Regions from separate parts of the Homo sapiens genome. Here region 1 is linked to region 2. Evidence: chromatin loops called from intact Hi-C (ENCODE). Cell type or tissue: CD4-positive, alpha-beta T cell. All regions are shown on one strand. Links, peaks and the distances in the headings refer to the core of each region. The heading gives the core; the rest is flanking DNA. Region 1 overlaps DLGAP4 (DLG associated protein 4). Region 2 overlaps EPB41L1 (erythrocyte membrane protein band 4.1 like 1).

Region 1 (2,904 bases), core at 303-2,802, 290 kb before region 2:
TGACTGTGGGAGTAGAAAGGGCCTCGACGGAGGCAGAGGCCTGGCTTCCAGGCTCCTGCTTGCCCTCTGGGCTTCTCAGAACTCTCCTCTGTTCCGGAAGGGCGGGAGGGATTCTCACTGGGTCACAGCATACTGCATTCACACAGCCCCTGACAAACTCAAAGCACTGCCCCATTCATCTTCTCCCTCAAGGATGGGTGTGGAGCCTCCCATCACTGTGACTGCAGGGAAGATCCCCTCTGCGAATGCCCTCTCCACTGATGTCTGAAATCCTGAAATTCTCTAGTTTCAGAGTCATTTTGGTGGTAAGGGTCCAGAAGCCAGGGGGCAGTGTGGAACCAGACTAGCCTGAGTTCAGGTCCCAGCTCTTGTCACTGACCTGTTGTATGGCCCCAGTTTCCTCCTTGTAAAATGGGTGTGATTACATAGGTTGCATTGCAGAAGCTAAGGCTGGGCCAGGCCTAGGCTTGGCATCACTCCTCATTTCTGGTACAGACACAACTGGGCCTGTGGGTAGGGTGGGGATGGGGGGGCGAGCCAAATTTCTACCACTCCCCAGCCACTGGCAGGGAGTCTGGGCTGGTTCTCTGACTGGCCCAGGGACAGTTTCCACCAAGACCTGGACGTTTGTTTAGAGCAACTCTTGAAATCTATGGCCACCAGCAGAGACAGGACTAACTCACTGAGGATTTCAGGAAAGGAATGGATTTGTTTGACCTAAAGTCCCAAACAAATGGGGTTTTTTGCCCTAGATCAGAAAACGGAAGCCAACCTCAATTTGCTCAAAATGTTTAAGGGAGTATATCTCCCTTAGGAGGGTAGCAGTTAGTATGGGGGAGCAAGAACTGGGCACTAAGCCTAGCTTAGGCTGTGTGACACCAGAGTCCTTGTTCCCATCTGTGGGGTAGGGATGACACTGTCCATGAAGAGTGTGCATGCAGCATTCACGAGGTTCTGGTGGGAAGAGGCACACCTTCTTCCCAATGGAAGACAACAGGACTGCCCACAGTCAGGGTCTGGACAAAGGACTGACCCTCCAGCCTCTCTCTCAGAGCTGCTGGGCCCAGAGTTCTACTAAGCACCCTCAGACGCCCTGAGCCCTGGCCTAGGCAGCCAGTCATCAGAGGGAAAGTAACCCAGCCAGAAAGCAAGTCCAGGCCTGATTCGGTAAGAGGAAAGTGAGCTGATCTTGGATCCTCTGTCTCCTGAGGCACACACAGGCCACAGCCAGATAAGTGGTGTTGTCTAGCATACAAGATTTTGGGGCTTCAGGGGCTCCCTGGGGGACAGGCACCCCTCAGCTCTGAGTATTGCCTCCCTGAAGCAGGGAGATGGGACCTAACCTTGTACAGGAGAGCTCTCATTTCAAATGTGTGAATGCAGGAAATATAGTGAGGAAATACCTCACCCCCACCTCTTCCAATACCTCACCCCGGCCACTTCCTCCCCCGCTGGGGCCTTCACACATACTGTTCTTCTGCCTGGAAGGCTTCCCTCAGCTACCCACAAGTTTCAGAATTTCTTCCTCTGAGAGCCTCCCGACTGCCGTCTCTTCTTCCACCTGGGAATCTCCATCAGAGCACTGACCACATCAGTCCACGGGCTTGGAGGAGTCAACTGACAGCTACAGGCCTGGGGCAATTGAGGGAACTCTGTCCTGACAAATCATGCCACATGCCAGGATTGGGGTTATGCCTCAAGCACAAAGGCTCTCAATAATTTGTTGAAAGAGAAAATAAACCTCATTATCACTACAAAAACCCTCAGTTGCCAAAAACCCAGATTATTTGGCCATATAGCAAAGGCTCCCAACACTTTAGTATCCAAGGTTCTAGGGCTCCTCCCAAACCTGAGCCCTTTTTGCTTGGTCCCTGCCCATCCATCTCAGCAGCTTCATCTCATGCCCCTCCCACCCCCTCAGCATACCCCTTCCAGCTTCAGAGAACCAAATGCACAGTGCACCATTCCCAAACACGGCACACCTCCGTGCATCCAAGCCTTTACACATGCATGGGTTTCTGCTGGAGCCCCCTTCCCCTGTTCTCCATGCTTCCTGCCAGCCCCTAAACCACAGCACGTGAAACCACCCATCCCCATGGGCTGCATGCTTGCTTCTCCTGACCCCCTCTCAGCCATGCAGGTCCCTCATGCCACAGCCCAGACACAAGCCAGTTGTGCGATGCATCCTCCGTGCAGCCTGCTCCCAGCCCCAGGTATCTAGCCCAGCCTCCCTACCTCGCAGCACCTAAGTCCTTGCTTCTTCTAGAGAAGCTTCCTTTATCTCATTATTTCTGTCTTCTACCCCAAGATTTTATCCTCCAAACTGTATTTATCAGGTCAGAATGAATTTGTTTCTGCATTTTTTTTTTTTTTGAGACAGAGTCTTGTTCTGTCGCCCAGGCTGGAGTGCAGTGGTGCGATCTTGGCTCACTGCATCCTCCACTTCCCAGGCCTCAGCCTCCTGAGTAGCTGGGATTACAGGCATGCACCACCATGCCTGGCTAATTTTTGTATTTTTTTTTTTTTTTTTTTTTAGTAGAGATGGGGTTTCACCATGTTGGTCAGGCTGGTCTTGAACTCTTGACCTCGTGATCCGCCCACCTTGGCCTCCCAAAGTGCTGGGATTACAGGCGTGAGCCACCGTGCCCGGCCTGCATTTTGTTTTTTATTGTAAAGGTTATAAGCTGGCCAAACAGAGCTTCAAATACTCAGGAGTGGCTGTGACTCCATTTCCCGAGGGATGCGGAGGACACAGCAACCTCAAGAAGCTAGCCCCCTGCATGTGTCTTGGAGGCCAGGCTGAACTTGGTCCTGAGGCCTAACACGGGCCTCATGCCTGCTGGCTCCCAGGTGCCTGAGGGGGCAAAGGAGAGGCGGTCTACACTCCTCAAGAGGAACAGGTGC
Region 2 (2,904 bases), core at 306-2,805:
CAGCCTGGTGACAGAGCGAGACTCCGTCTAAAAAAAAGAAAGGCCAGGCGCGGTGGCTCACACCTGTAATCCCAGCACTTTGGGAGGCTGAGGCAGGAGAATTGCTTGGACCTGCGGGGCAGAGGTTGCGGTGAGCCGAGATCGCACCAATGCACTCTATCTAGCCTGGGCAACAAGAGCAAAACTCCATCTCAAAAAAAAAAAAAAAAAAAAAAAAAAGCACCAGATCGCAGCACTGTTAGGCCATCTCCCAACAGCCTCTACCTCCCCCAAGAGTTCTTCAAACAATGCCTGGGAGGGATGATGGACTTCTAGGGTGGTTAGAAAAGCAGGAAGGTCACTGGGTTTTTCATCTTGTGGCCACAGGATACTTCCCACAAAATTTTAATGCAAGTCGGCTATGTGACAGAAATACAGAGCTGCCCTGGTAAAGTTGGGGGTGTGGGCGGCCTTAATGCCCTGAGGTACCTCCCTCCTCACTGCCCCAACTAGAGCCCCTCGTGATACAGATATGGAAACTCAGACCTGGAGAAGCATCTTGCCCAAGGCCATACAGGGAGCAAGTGGAAAGGCAGGCCTTGAACTCAGTCTCTGACGCCAAGTTCTGTGAAGTGTGTCCTCTCCACCCTACCATGACCACCTCCACAGGGAGACATGCCCAGAACTTCTCCTGGCAGCAGGAGGGGGAAGGTTTATATGACCTTGGGCTCCTTTTCAGGTTATGACTTGGTGAGGAGTCTGTTAATCCCACCCCACAGGGAGGAGGAGTCTGTCAGATCCCATAAGATCTGAAACATTTTGAAGGCTCAAGAGAGCATCATAAACCCTCTGTCCCCACTGTGTTTTGAGAAAATCTCTCTGTCAGGGAATCAGAACCCATTAAAATAATCTTGTTCATGGGAAAGCGAGATAAAAGGAAGGGGGGAAGGTCTAGGTAAAGTCTGGGGTGGGTTTCTGAGCTTTTACTTCAGGTCATTAAGGCTTCAGGACCACAGCTCCTGAACCATCCCAAAGGGACGTGCTTTGAGAGCCTACGGAAGCTAGGTCCTTTTGCTCATTTCCTTGAGAAGCAGGTTCCTTCAGCTGCCTCCATTCCAGCTGTACTGACATCCGCCTGGCAATGATGGCCAAAGCCAGTCAATATGCCTCCTTCTGGAACATTCCTGCCCCAATTCTAACTAGCAACTAGGCTAGATAAGCAAGAGTGAGTGGCGCAGGTGCTGGCAGAGAATGAAAAGTAGACTCTGCAGGAAGAAAGGGGAAACGTATAGTGATTGTTAGTTGCTATGTGCCAGGCAATGCCAGCCCTTTGTCTGAGTTATTAAATTTAATCCAAATGGCAACTTGTGAAGCAGATATCGTTATCCTTATTTCAGAAGGCGAAACGGTATCCCAGAGGGGAGAGGCCATGCGCAAGATCACAGGCTGAGCAGCGGGGGACAAAGTAAAATGTAGGATCCTGAAGAGGAAAAGAAAACTGAACAAAAAAGAAAAAAACTTCCACGGTGCGAAGGCACGGGTAGAGCCACACACCTGGCCCGAGGGGTTGGCGTGAAAGTCGTTCTAACCCGAATCACAAGATGGGATAATCTTAGGGTAGCCCCAGGTAGCCGCAGCCCCGCAGCCATTCTTTCTGGAGCCAGGGGACCGTCGGTGCCTTGCTCAGAGCGCCCCCTGCCGTCAGGTAGGGGCACTGCAGCAAAGGAAGCTGGCAACAGGGGTGGGGAGAAACAGAGCCAGTTGGGCTCACAGCTGTCTGCACCCAAGGCACAGACAGGAAACTCTCCAGCCTGGCTGTTCTCCTGACTCCAGGCTGTTCAGGCCCCTCCTGGAGCTCTGGGTCACATTTTGGGGCCTGCCTTTTTTTTTTTTTTTTTTTTGAGACGGAGTTTTGCTCTGTCTTCCAGGCTGGAGTGCAGAGGCGTGATCTTGCCTCACTGACAGCCGCCTCCCGAGTTCAAGCGATTCTCCTGCCTCAGCCTCCCCAGTAGCTAGGATTACAGGCACGCGCCACCACGCCCAGCTTATTATTATTATTATTATTATTATTTGTATTTTTAGTAGAGACAGGGTTTCACCATTTTGGCCAGGCTGGTCTCGAACTCCTGACCTCAGGTGATCCACCCAACTCAGTCTCCCAAAGTGCTGGAATTACAGGCGTGAGCCACCATGCCCAGCCAGGCCTGCCCTTTATACGAGGAGGGGGTCCAGGGTAAGGGGCCCTCCAGAAACCATTTCCTGGGAGAAAGTGGGAAGAGAGTGAAGTGTTCTAGGGAAGGGGAGGTGTTCAAGTCTCCGAAGGGCTGGCCTGGAGGAGGATGCAGAGCGGTAGCGGGCACCAGCGGGCAGAATGAGACCTACAGGCTGCTAATTTGAAAAGGCAGATTTCAATTCAACACGAAAACTTCCCAATAGTTAATGGGCTGCCGCCAAGGACAGCAAAAGTGCCTGCTGTGGAAGAGCTGGATGGACATTTGCAGGAGAATGATGCGGGGGCGGGGTGCAGGTTGTGGGCTCTGCTCCCCAAATGGGCACCTGTCCTTGGTCACAGGAGCATCTCTGTGTCCAGGGCATCTCTCTAGCCCTGTCCTTGGTATGCTGTTGACTCTTGTCCGATTTCCCTCAAGAGAGTGTGCGGATAGTTTTGTTCTTTAGATTGAGGAAAAATTCATAGAGTAGAAGTATGACTTATGTTTTATCACTTATGTAGCTCATTTATGTCTTTCTTAAAGTTCCAGCACGTTTGCAGCAGCTAAAGAAGTTTTCTCTGAGAATGGAGAAAGGTACAGGCCCTCAGAGGAGAGCATACATCAACAGGGGAGCGGCAGATATTGGGGAAGAAAGTTCTGCCCAGATGATCGCTCAGTAGCTTCCAACCCTGATAGTCCATAAAATCCCATCAGA

What was found. A loop is a pair of places that touch in the nucleus more often than their neighbours do. Peaks named below come from ENCODE experiments on the same cell type or tissue, not always from the same donor. Only the 100,000 strongest peaks of a DNase experiment are listed, where the experiment ranks them.
Region 1: it touches region 2 in a loop (4-fold over the local background); 5 of 110 quality-filtered maps call a loop at or near these places.

What each region holds. Positions count from the first base shown.
Region 1 is chr20:36,490,661-36,493,564 of GRCh38, reverse strand. All of the region lies in intron 7 of DLGAP4 (DLG associated protein 4), which reads right to left. Among named protein-coding and RNA genes, the nearest start is that of MYL9, 49 kb to the left of the region's middle. In CD4-positive, alpha-beta T cell, for the core only: no CTCF peak of the experiment used is centred there; DNase peaks (open chromatin) are centred at 364 and 1,434; H3K27ac peaks cover 1,929 bases.
Region 2 is chr20:36,201,787-36,204,690 of GRCh38, reverse strand. The region is part of intron 14 of EPB41L1 (erythrocyte membrane protein band 4.1 like 1); the gene reads right to left. Among named protein-coding and RNA genes, the nearest start is that of AAR2, 33 kb to the left of the region's middle. In CD4-positive, alpha-beta T cell, for the core only: CTCF peaks have their summits at 1,470 and 1,671 (motif pointing left); a DNase peak (open chromatin) is centred at 1,670.